Regions from separate parts of the Homo sapiens genome. Here regions 1 and 3 are each linked to region 2. The links are chromatin loops, found by intact Hi-C in ENCODE. Cell type or tissue: Calu3. All regions are shown on one strand.

The links. Hi-C counts contacts between places; a loop is a spot of excess contacts. Peaks named below come from ENCODE experiments on the same cell type or tissue, not always from the same donor. Only the 100,000 strongest peaks of a DNase experiment are listed, where the experiment ranks them.
Region 1: a loop joins it to region 2, with 17 times the contacts of the local background. A loop is called at or near these places in 17 of 110 quality-filtered maps.
Region 3: it touches region 2 in a loop (2.0-fold over the local background); 14 of 110 quality-filtered maps call a loop at or near these places.

What each region holds. Positions count from the first base shown.
Region 1 is chr13:52,197,465-52,201,464 of GRCh38, reverse strand. No RefSeq gene overlaps it. Among named protein-coding and RNA genes, the nearest start is that of NEK3, 40 kb to the right of the region's middle. In Calu3, no CTCF peak of the experiment used is centred here; no DNase peak of the experiment used is centred here.
Region 2 is chr13:51,894,436-51,898,435 of GRCh38, reverse strand. It overlaps a transcript of TMEM272 not described here. Among named protein-coding and RNA genes, the nearest start is that of CCDC70, 34 kb to the right of the region's middle. In Calu3, no CTCF peak of the experiment used is centred here; a DNase peak (open chromatin) is centred at 1,955.
Region 3 is chr13:51,999,557-52,003,556 of GRCh38, reverse strand. All of the region lies in intron 1 of ATP7B (ATPase copper transporting beta), which reads left to right. Among named protein-coding and RNA genes, the nearest start is that of ATP7B, 9.9 kb to the left of the region's middle. In Calu3, a CTCF peak has its summit at 2,203; no DNase peak of the experiment used is centred here.

The DNA of each region.
Region 1 (4,000 bases), 300 kb before region 2:
AACTTCAGAGGCCAGGAAAGCAAAAAGAAAATAATCTCAGCTGAAGCCTTTGCTTATTGAAATTTGAAAGCACCTCTTTTAAAAATTAACTTTTATGAGATAGTACAAGTGTAAGCTAGCAATGTGGTCTTTCATACATTAGTGTTAGTTTAACAACATAGCCCTCCCCTTGGTGGATAGATGAGAGAGCAGTTTGACAGGTAGGAGAGGGGACGAAAGGCTAATTTAGAGAGGTCTCGGCAAGGGTGTCAGGCCTGGGTGAGACCCAAAGCAAGGAGGCTCTGAGAAGCTAAAAGGCAACATAGAGAGGGGCCAAGGGACGGGGGGAATGAGTACAAGAAGGCAAGAGGATGGGCTGGGGGAACCAGAGTACTCTCATGCACTTTAGAAATTGACCTGAGGACAGTTCTGCCTGGTCATATCTCTATCGTCTCCAAAAGTCATGTGCTAAGCACTGTTTCAACATAGTTCTATGTCATATGCTGTGCAATACACACTAGTGTGACATGATCCTGGTCTTCCATGCACCTAAAATCCAAGGCAGTTTTACACATGAATATACTAAGAACGAGTCGTCTTACGTGGAGGGGAAAGACAAGTACCTAGACAATCTAATTTGAAGGGCACGAAACCACTTCATCTTCCGTCCCATCTCCCATAAGTCCTCCTGCTGCTGAGGGGCTTTCCGTGCCCCTCCCTCTTACTTTGTCCTTTGGCTTTGGGCACTAAAGCGCTTGTGAAGAAGCTAATGAAATCTAGGAAACTCATCCATCTGGGTGCAACCTCTCTGGGCCTCCACAGGCCTGGCACCTGTTGCATTGCCTATCTTGTTAGTTTACCTGCTCCACATCTGTGATCTCTGCTAGATCACCAGCCCCTTGAAGCAGGGAACAAGTCATACTCACCTGTGTATTCCAAGGGGACTAAAGCTTCATTTTTCACATAGTGTTATACAGTTACACTAATATCATCTACCTATATATTATATAAACATGCACTTATGTTCATCTTTTGCTGCCGTTCTTTTTTTTGAGACAGGCTCTTGCTCTGTCACCCAGGCTGAAGTGCAGTGGCACTGCAGCCTCTGCCTCCTGGGCTTAAGCAATCCTCCCACCTCAGCCTCCAGAGTAGGTGGGACTGCAAGCACACATCGCCATGCCCACCTAATTTATTTATTTATTTGTATTTTTTGTGGAGGTGAGGTTTCACCAAGTTGCCCTGGCTGGTCTCAAGCTTTTGGGCTTCAGTAATCACCACCTTGGCCTCCTAAAGTGCTGTTTTAGGCTGTGTTTGATACTGTAGTTTGATCTGGTTTATAAGATAGACCAGCTGGAGATCTATCTATCCAGATAGATAGATAGATAGACAGACAGACAGATCCAGAAAGAAAGATAAAAATTTCCCAACTTGAAAGATGCAGAGACAAAACAGCTCTTTTTTTTTTTTTTTTGAGACGGAGTCTCGCTCTGTCGCCCAGGCTGGAGCGCAGTGGTGTGATCTTGGTTCACTGCAAGCTGTGCCTCCTGGGTTCACGCCATTCTCCTGCCTGAGCCTCCCTAGTAGCTGGGACTACAGGCACCTGCCACCACGCCCGGCTAATTTTTTGTATTTTTAGTAGAGACAGGGTTTCACCATGTTAGCCAGGATGGTTTCGATCTTCTGACCTTGTGATCCGCCCGCCTCGGCCTCCCAAAGTGCTGGGATTACAGGCGTGATCCCTGTTTTGTCGCGTCCGGCCCGACAAAACAGCTCTTAATCCACCTAAGAAAAAAAGGAAATACCACATCCAGTATGTACCACACACATCATCCCTCACCCAGATCAGGAAACCTCACGATGAGTTATGCCCCCAGTAAGTCCATCCAGCCTCATTCTCTCCTTCTTTCTGTGCCTTTAGCTAGTACATTGCCTTTGGAAAGATGTCCATAATCCATTAATACTTTTGCTAGTAGAGACACAAGTCAATTGAAGTAGGTAGCTGAAACTGCTGGACAACTGGGTTTATTCTGCAGGCTTATTTCACAAAGAGCAAACCTCAGAAAACTGAGGCCATTGCTGGCCTGGCTAGTTGGATTTCCAGATATTGACCATTCCTGGACTCCTTGTTACAGGTTTTCATACACCTGCTGAGACACATGACTGCGCTTGTTGGATAATCCTGATGTCATTGAGGAAATTAAATGAGATGAGGATGTAAATTGTTTAGTGTGCAGTGGGCAGTCAGTGGTGTTATTATCTCATTTCCACATTGCAGGTATTTATGCTGCACCCCGATTTTGTTGGAAACAGTCTTATGTACTTTTTTTACACAGAGGCATTGAAAGTTAATTCAGAGTTGATTTTAGGGGAAAGGATTACTTTGAACATAAAAGACACAAATTTACAGACATATTTATTGGGAAATGAAGTCACGTATATGGGCAATTCTCGTGACTAAAAAGCAATTAATAAAATAAATTACATTTGATTGCCTGTGAAATACATAGACAAAGTAGGTATGATGGAAAATGGCATAAAACAAACAGCAGAATAGGATACATTTTGCTGCACAAGCAAAGTAGCGACAGAGCCTGTAAGCCTCACCTGGGCCATGACATTCGTGTTCTGCCATCCTGTCACTTGGGAGAAGTGGCTTCATGGTTTACCTTTTTGTGTGTGATCCACTAGCATGAACTACTGATTACTTCATGCAGATGGACAGAATATTCTAAATTTTTCTGAATCTTTGTAGATGTATTATTTATTCACTTAGATCTTTCCAAGATGTATTATTTACTAGATCTAAGTGTTTCTTAGAATTCATGTAGTAATTAAATAATGTTAGAAATGAATCTGGGGTACATTAAATATCATGAGAAGTTCATTAAGGTGAATTGAAATTGCTTGTACCATTAAGGTAACGTGCTATTTTAATATCTTTGCTGTGATTTTTGTAACTTTGTAAGAGTTATCTATTTTTAGTATTTCTACGCTATTATGAATACCATGCATAACATAGTTTTTCGGCTTTTCACTAGTCATTGACTCCCACTTCTAATCATTGGCTATCAACTTTCAAATGATCATTTATTCATAGAATGTTTTGGAATCAGGGTGGTGATTATAAAAGTTGGGTGAGCATTATTGTGTTGTATGGCAGTAAATAGAACTGTTGTCCTGGACTCTAGATACTGGTCAGCATGGGCTTCAAAGATTTCTTTTGGGCAGCTGGACCAACCCCTTCTCTGTGGTTCTTCTGCATCCATGCAACCCCCAGAGCAAATCAGATTCTTGGTGCTGGTCCTTCCTATCTGCTCATCCCACTGCAGAAAACAAAGAATGCCTATCTGTGTCTCAGGATAGGACTGATCCTAAGCTCTCATGCTGGACTCCTCCAAAGATATGCTATACTTTGGAACACAGAAAAACACTTCATAATATCCAGTGCTAAGTGCTTTATAATACAACTGAATGCAAGAGCAACACTATTTTCACTTAGATTTCTGACTTAATGATGATTCAAGAGGTCTGCAGCACCGTGAATTATTAATAGCTGGAAACAATATTCTGATTTCTTTTTCTTTTTTATTGAGACAGAGTTTCGCTCTTGTTGCCCAGGCTGGAGTGCAATGACGCGATCTTGGCTCACCGCAACCTCTGCCTCCTGGGTTCAAGTGCTTCTCCTGCCTCAGCCTCTGGAGTAGCTGGGATTACGGGCATGTGCCACCACGCCCAGCTAATTTTGTATTTTTAGTAGAGACGGGGTTTCTCCATGTTGGTCAGGCTGGTTGGGAACTCCCGACCTCAGGTGATCTGCCCACCTCGGCCTCCCAAAATGCTGAGATTATAGGCCTCAGCCACAGCGCCCAGCCTTAATATTCTGATTTCTTAACATTCTTTCATTTTCCTGAGCTTCTGAATGTAGCAATATATTAACACTCTATAAACAACAACAATATATTCTCCTGGACTCTTTGATAAGGTTGACTAATGAAAATTCACTCACGTCCAGAAGTAGTCA
Region 2 (4,000 bases):
TCTCTATTATAAGGAGCTCATTTCTCAATTAGTTCTTTGAAAACTGAAAAGCATGTAGATATAGAACAATATCCTGCATTAGTGCTTCTTAACCAGGAGTGTGTCAGGAGAAAAATCCCCAGGAGTTTCTTGTATTTCTGCATGTTTATGAGCAGGGGCACTGCACTTTTGTTCTAATTATCTTTTTATTTTATTTTATTTATTTATTTATTTATTTTTGAGATGGAGTCTCGCTCTGTTACCAGACTGGAGTGTAGTGCCACAGTCTCTGCTTACTGCAGCCTCTGCCTCCCAGGTTCAAGCGATTCTCCTGCCTCAGCCAGTAACTGGGACTACAGGTGCACGCCACCAAGCCTGGCTAATTTTTGTATTTTTAGTAGAGATGGGGTTTCACCATGTTGGCCAGGATGGTCTCAATCTCTTGACCTTGTGATCCACCCACCTCAGCCTCCCAAAGTGCTGGAATTACAGGCGTGAGCCACCGCGCCCAGCCCTTTTTTTTTTTTTTTGAGATGGAGTCTCACCCTGTCACCCAGGCTGTAGTGCAATGGCATGATCTTGGCTCACTGCAACCTCCGCCTCCTGGGTTCAAGTGATTTTCTTGCCTCAGCCTCCTGAGTAGCTGGGATTACAGGCACGCACCACCATGCCTGGCTAATTTTTGTATTTTCAGTAGAGACAGAGTTTAACCATGTTGGCCAGGCTGGTCTCCAACTCCTGACCTCAGGTGATATACCCACCTCGGCCTCCCAAAGTACTGGGACTACAGGCATGAGCCACTGCGCCCAGCCTTGTTCTAGTTATCTTTTCAACTATTTTTTTCAAGAAGATTATAAAGGAAATCATCTTGGCAGACAAAAATAAGAGTCCCCCTCCAGGGAAGACAGATTTTCTTACTGTGTATGATAATAAAGATAATTTTGGCCAGGCACAGTGGCTCATGCCTGTAATCCCAGCACTTTGGAAGTCTGAGGCAGGCAGGTCACTTGAGCCCAGGAGTTCAAGATCAGCCTGGGCAACATAATGAGACTCCATCTCTACAAAAAAAAAAAAAAAAAAAAAAAAAAAAAAAATTAGCCAGACATGGTGGCATGCATGTGTGGTCCCAGCTACTTTGGAGGCTGAGATAGGATGGTTGCTTGAGCCTAGGTCAGGGCTACAGTGAGTCATGATGGCACCACAGCAAGACCCTGTCTCCAAAAAATAAAAAAAAGACAATGTCTTACTATGGTGTAAAAGTTGGGCAGGTTTACCTGCAGTCCTTTCAGCCTTTCAAAAGATTTGGGTTTCTGAAACTTGGGGCTCCTCTGCTGTGATGAACCCAATGTGTGCTCTGTATTCACCTGGGCCACTCTGCATCACCCTGTGGTGCCAGAGAACAAAGGGAACCAACCTGAACATGAAGTTTATGCTGCTTGCTGTGCTTTGTTTCTGACTCAGGAGTCTTGTGTCTTCTGACGGTGTACATGGAACTGCGGCAGACTAACTCCTGTCAAGGTGCTCATCTAAATCACCTGTGGGGTTTCAAAAATCCATACCTGCCTGGGTCCTACCCCAGTGATTCAGATTCAGTATGTCTGGAGTGGAGCCCAGGTACCTGGGTTTCTTTAAGTTCTCTGAATTGTCCTGAGCACATGACCAACTGAGACCACTGTTCTCACAACAGTCAGACCCCCAAGCCGACCAAACTGGCCAAGCTTCTGGCAAGGATCAGTGCACAGTTGGAAGTACTCAGCCGGGTTCTGGAGACACTGTAAGAAGACCGCTGCAGGGGTGCCTCATGGGAAGAGATGGACCTCCTCTGGTGGTCGCAACAGGCTTTGTCTGATAATCACAGCATCCCCCTCTCAGGGCATCCGGCTGGGTGCATGGGGCATGTGCACCGACAACTTGAACAACCTTCCCCAGAGGGCAGTGACTGCAGAACCAGGACCTGCCCTGAGCATTTTAGCCAGGCTGTGAGAGGGTGCCCTCTCCTGGACATGCTGCTGCTGCTCACATAGTTCCTTCACTTAAAACCAAGTCTCTGAAATGATAAGAAAACTTCAATAATTATTCTAAAAACATACATTTGTGTTACACACACGTGTTTCTCTGTCTCTCTCATACACACACACACCCCTCTAGAGCTATATGGCTTGTTATAGGCTTTGAAAATCTTTTATATTCACCAAGCTGTCCCCGATGGCACAGCTAGAAGGAGCTGGAGAAAAAGACAAGTCAGTCTGAAGCTTTCTTGTAGGCTGAGAGTTACATTTCCCACAGATTGGCTTCTCCAGGAAGGGGATGTGGAGTGTTGGACTTTCCTGTGCCAAAGTTGAGACTGGGGCCCTGGGGTTTGCTGAACACTAATAGAATTTAGCAGACTCTTGTTCTCCCTGAAGAAAAGAGCTTTTGAAAGCAGGCATTGTCCACAGAAAAGAGATGAAGTGTTTAGGCTAAGAGGAGGAGGGTCAGGCAGCTGTTAGAAGAGGCTTGTGGTTACGTTGGTTGCTATGTGGGAAATTTTTGTAAAAATTTAAAAAGGGAAAAAAGACCATGGCAAGAGCATCCTGAGTCTCAGGGGTTGTGTATTGGAATCTGAGAAGTGGAGAGGATATTTACCATCACAGGGGGGCTGTCAGATCACGGATGTTAAGCATTTGGCGCATTGGGAACACTCCCTACTGGTAGCTGTAAATATCATCATTAGCTGCATGCTCAGCTGTTTTATTTTTTCCCCCATCCCAGGGCAGAGGGTGGGGGGATGTAGGCAGTGGTGTCAGGGTCTAGCTGGGAGGAGTGAGGGGACAGGAGGTTGAAGATGAGGAAATGCCTGGTCTGCTATCTTGGTAGCCCTAGCTTCAGGCCCTGTCCCACAGGTAGATGGATAAATGTCCCAGGTGGAGCCCATAGCAAACACCCCTCTGCACCTTCCCACCAGAGTTCTTTTCAGGGCTATCCAAGAGACAGCCAGAATCCATTCCCTGCCTAAAGCACAGAGAATCTGACTTGAGCCACTGTCTTGTGGCTCGATTTCCCTGCAGTTACTACCGAGTGTGAGCCCCATCCATAAGGAATATTTAGAAAACCATCTTCAGAGGCAGTTTCCCACCCCACAATGGCAGCTGAAGAGGACAATGCTATCAGAGCCTATGCTGGTTATGGGTTCTCTGCAGCTCCCCACAAACCACCCCAATACCACATGCATCTCAGCCAGGCTGACCCAAGTTCCTTTTTCCTTTAAGTCAGGGGTCCCCAGCCCCTGGGCTATGGACCAGTACTTGTCCATGGCCTGTTAGGAACTGGGCCACACAGCAGGAGGTGAGTGGCAGGTGAGCAAGCGAAGCTTCATCTGTATATACAGCTGCTCCCCATCACTTAAATTACCACCTGAGCTCCACCTCCTGTCAGATCAGCAGTGGCATTAGATTCTCATAGGAGCATGAACCCTATTGTGAACTGTGCATGCCAGTGATCTAGTTTCCCCACTCCTTATGAGAATCTAACACCTGATGATCTGTCACTGTCTCCCATGACCCCCAGATGGGACCATCTAGTTGCAGGAAAACAAGCTCAGGGCTCCCACTAATTCTACATCATGGTGAGTTGTAGAATTATTCCGTTATATATTACAATGTAATAATAATAGAAATCAAGTGCACACTAAATGTAATGCACTTGAATCATCCTGAAACCATTCCCCAGCCTGGTCCATGGAAAAATTGTCTTCCACGAAACTGGTCCCTGGTGCCAAAAACGTTGGGGACCACTGCTTTAAGCGACTGCAGGCTCCATTTGCACATTTGGGTTTGCCCTTTTGCAAACTTCTCAGTCCTTTCGCGCCTTTCCTTTGAACATCCACTGGGCATCTGCTTCTCACCCTGCAGCTGTAATTTTCAGATTTACAGAACTTAGCTCCCCAGCAAAACCCCAGCCAACCACCATCGCCTCATCCCCAGCTGCAGTGATTGGCTCCAAGGGTGAATACGTCACCCAAACCTGGCCAATCAGAGTCCTT
Region 3 (4,000 bases), 110 kb before region 2:
TCACTTCATGCCACATTTTGGTAATTCTCACAATATTTCAGATTTTTCATTATTATTATATCTGTTACGGTGATCTGTGATCAGTGCTCTTTGATGCTACTGTTATAATCATCTTGGGGCCCGTGTAAGATGGCAAAGTTAATCTATAAATGTGTACATTCTGACTGCTCCACTGACTCCAGCAGTTCATGTCTCTGTCTCTCCCTCCCTCTCAGGTCTCCCTATTTCCTAAGACACAACAATATTAAAATTAGGCCAATTAATAACCCTACAATGGATTCTAAGTGTTCAAGTGAAAGAGTCCACTCCCTTTAAATCAAAAGCTAGAAATGATTAAGCTTAGTGAGGAAGGCTTGTCAAAAGCTGAGATAGGCTGAAACCTAGGCCTCTGGTGCCAAACAGTTAGCAAAGTTTTTAATGCAAAGGTAAAGTCCTTGAAGGAAAGTAAGTACTACTCTAGTGAACAGATAAATGATAAGAAAGCAAAACAGCCTTACTGCTGATATGGAGAAAGTTTTAGTGATTTGAACATAAGATCAAACCAGACACAACATTCTCTTAAGCCAAAGCCTAGTCCAGAGCAAGGTCCTCAGCATTGAAGCAAGGCCTTCCACTAGCAGAAAGACCATGACTTACTGACAGCTCAGATGATTGTTAGCATTTTTTTGCCATAACATATTTTAAAATTAAAGTATATGTATTTTTTTAGGCATAATGCTATTGCACACTTGATAGACTATAGTGTAAACATAACTTTTATATGCACAAGGAAACCAAAACCTTTGTGTCACTCACGTTATTAGGATATTTGCTTTATTGTGATGATCTAGAACCAAACCCATGGATATCTCTGAGAGATGCCTGTATTTGAGCTTAGATCCCTGGCTTGAAGGGATAAATGAATGAGTAAGTGAGGGAGGAGGGAGCCAGCTTTTGCATGAGGCTTGCTCCCTTCCCCTCCCCTCCCCTCCCCTCTCCCCTCGCCTCCCTGCCCCTCTTGTTTCACAGGTTCTCTGTTGCTCAGGTTGGAATGCAGTGGCAGGCTCACTGCAGCCTGGATCTCCTCGGGCTCAGGTGATCCTATCACCTCAGCTTCTCGAGTAGTTGGGACTGCAGGCATGTGCCACCATGCCCAGATAATTAAAAACATTTTTTTTTTTAGAGACACGGTTTCACCATGTTGCCCAAGCTGGTTTTAAACTCCTGGGCTCAAGTGATCCTCCCATTTCAGCCTCTCAAAGTGCTAGGATTACAGGTGTTAGCCCCCACGCCTGGCCCTGAATGTTGAGTATTGTCGGAAAGTTTAGCAGTCCTTTTACAGCAAGCACATTTGTAAGTTGTTTTTGCTTGGCATTCTTTGTCATTCATTTAACAAATGCTTATTGAGAAATTCTTTAAGTGTCAAGCACTGTTTTAGACCTTGGAATAAAGCAGTGACTGAACAAAATAGATGTGAAGAGGCTGTGTGTGGTGGTTCAGACCTCTAATCCCAGCACTTTGGGAGGCCAAAGTAGGCGGATTGCTTGAGCTCAGGAGTTCGAGGCCAGCCTGGATAACATAGTGAAACCCCTGTCTCTACTAAATAAATAAATAAATAAGCAAGCTGGGCATCGTGGCACGCACCTGTAGCCCCAGGTACTTGGGAGGCTGAGATGGGAGGATCACTTGAGCCAGGGAGGCGGAGGCTGCAGTGAGCCAAGATCATGCCACTGCACTCCAGCTTGGGTGACAGAGTGAAACCCTGTCCTTAAAAAAAAAAATGTGAAGGATTCCTGCACTTGTGAAACTTATATCCTAACTGGGGAGATAGTTGTTAAAAAGAGTAAGTAAAAGATGTATTATTGCATTTGGTGGTGATTGAGAATTCTCAAGAAAAATAAGACAGGGAAGGATGATAGGGAATTGGGAGTGTATGAAATTTAGATGGGATCATTTGGGGGAAATCATTGAGAAGTTGACGTTTGAGCAAAGATTTCATGGAGGTGAGGAAGTGAGCCCTTTGGATATGGGATGTTGGAGGGAGGTATTTCTAAGCTAGTAGACAGTTCCGGAGGCAGGTGTATGCTTTGCTTACCTAAGGAACAGCAAGATCAGAATGACTGTTTCAGAATGAGTAAGGGGCCAGGAGTGTGAGGATAAGTTGGAAGGTAATGGGAGGGCTGCAACTGTATAGTCTTACAGGTCATCATTGTAAGGATTTTAGGTTTTATTAAGCACATGGGAACCCCCTAGAGGCATTTTAGAGGAATGACATCTTGTGACTTCCTCTTATAGGTATTCTGACTTTTGTGTTGAGAATAGACTTTAGGGGCTAAGAGCAGAAGCCAGGAGGTCGCTTAGGAGATTCTAAGCAATAGTGCAGGTGAGATGAGCTGGTGGCTTGGACCAGGGTTCTTGTGGATGTGTTGAAGTCATTAGATGCTGGATGCATTTTGTTGGTGGAACTAACAGGATTTGCTAAACATTTACATGTGGGTTTGAAAGAAGATGATTCTTTTTTACTTTTTAATTTTAAATTCATTTTAATTATTATTTTTGAGACAGAATCTCACACTGTCACCCAGGGTAGAGTGCAGTGGTCCAATCACAGATCGCTGCAACCTCCACCTCCTGGGCTCAAGTGATCCTCCCACCTCAGCCTTCTGAGTAGCTGGGACTACAAGTGTGCACCACCATGCCCAGCTAATTTTTTATTTTTTGAAGAGATGGTGTCTCACTATGTTGCCCAAGCTGTTCTGAAACATCTGGGCTCAAGTGGTCCTCCTGCCTTGGCCTTCCAAAGTGCTGGGATTACAGGCATGAGCCCCTGCACCTGGATGAGATTATTCTTATCAAAGAGGGATCCAGGATTTTTTCCTGGGCAAGTGGAGGGAAGGAGTTGTATTTACTAAGGTGGGGAAGACTGTGGGAGCAGCAGGGGAAGGGCAGAATGTTGAGAGCTCTGTTGTAGACAAGTTAAGTTTGCGATGCATATGAAACACCGAGGAGATGGTGATGAGGCATTTGGGTCTGTAAGTATAGAGTTGGGAATTGTAGGCTATAGGTGGTGATATAGTCTGAATGTTAATGTCCCTGCCAAATTCATATGTTGGAACCTAACCCCCAAGGTGGTGGTATTAGGAGGTGAGGACTTTAGGAGGTGATTTGGCCATGAGGGCTCTGCCTTCTCGAATGGGATTAGTGCCCTTATAAAAGAGGCTTGAGGGAGCCACTTTGCTCTTCTGCCATTTGAGGATGCAGCAGCAAGGCACCATCTGTGAAGCAAAGAACAGCCTTCACCGGATACTGAATCTGCTGGCTCCTTGATCTGGGACTTCCCAGGTTCCTGAACTGTGAGCAATAAATTTTTGTTGCTTATAAATTACCCAGTCTAAGGTATTTTGTGATAGCAGCCTGAGTGAGCTAAGAAAGGTATACTTCTCCTGGCCTGGATGAGTGTACAAGGAATGAGTAGAGATGGAAGAGGTCCAAGGGCTGAGCTGGGGGCCACTGCAGCACTTGGAGGTTTGGGGACTTGGAGGCTCTGGTGAAAGACTCTGAGTAGGAGCTGTTGGTGGGAAGGATAGGAGGAAAATCAGGAGGTGGGGCAACTTGGAGGCTGAGCTTGGAGACAAGGACTGGTCACCTTGGGCAGTGTGTCACTGGCTGAGAGTAAGTATGGGGGTGGGCACTGGGGACCTGAGGAGCCAGAGAGGGGATAGGACCACTGTCTCGGAGAGCGAAGGGTGAGCGGACTAGGGGGTAGTTGGACTGCCAGGTGGCAGCACGGGTCCTCCCGCAGTTCGTGGTGCTGAATCAGAGTGTGGGCAGCCAGCCTGGATGTGCGTTCTGTCACATTCTTGTTGAGCTGCTAGAGGACAGGCGTGAAGCCAAGTGGAACTGAGAGTAAAGCCGTGTTGGAGTTTTGCAGGAAGGTGCCAGATGATGAGGGCAGCCAGCGAAGTCGAAGGTGCATGGAATGAACTGTGAAATGGAAACATTGGCTTTTACTTTTCGATAA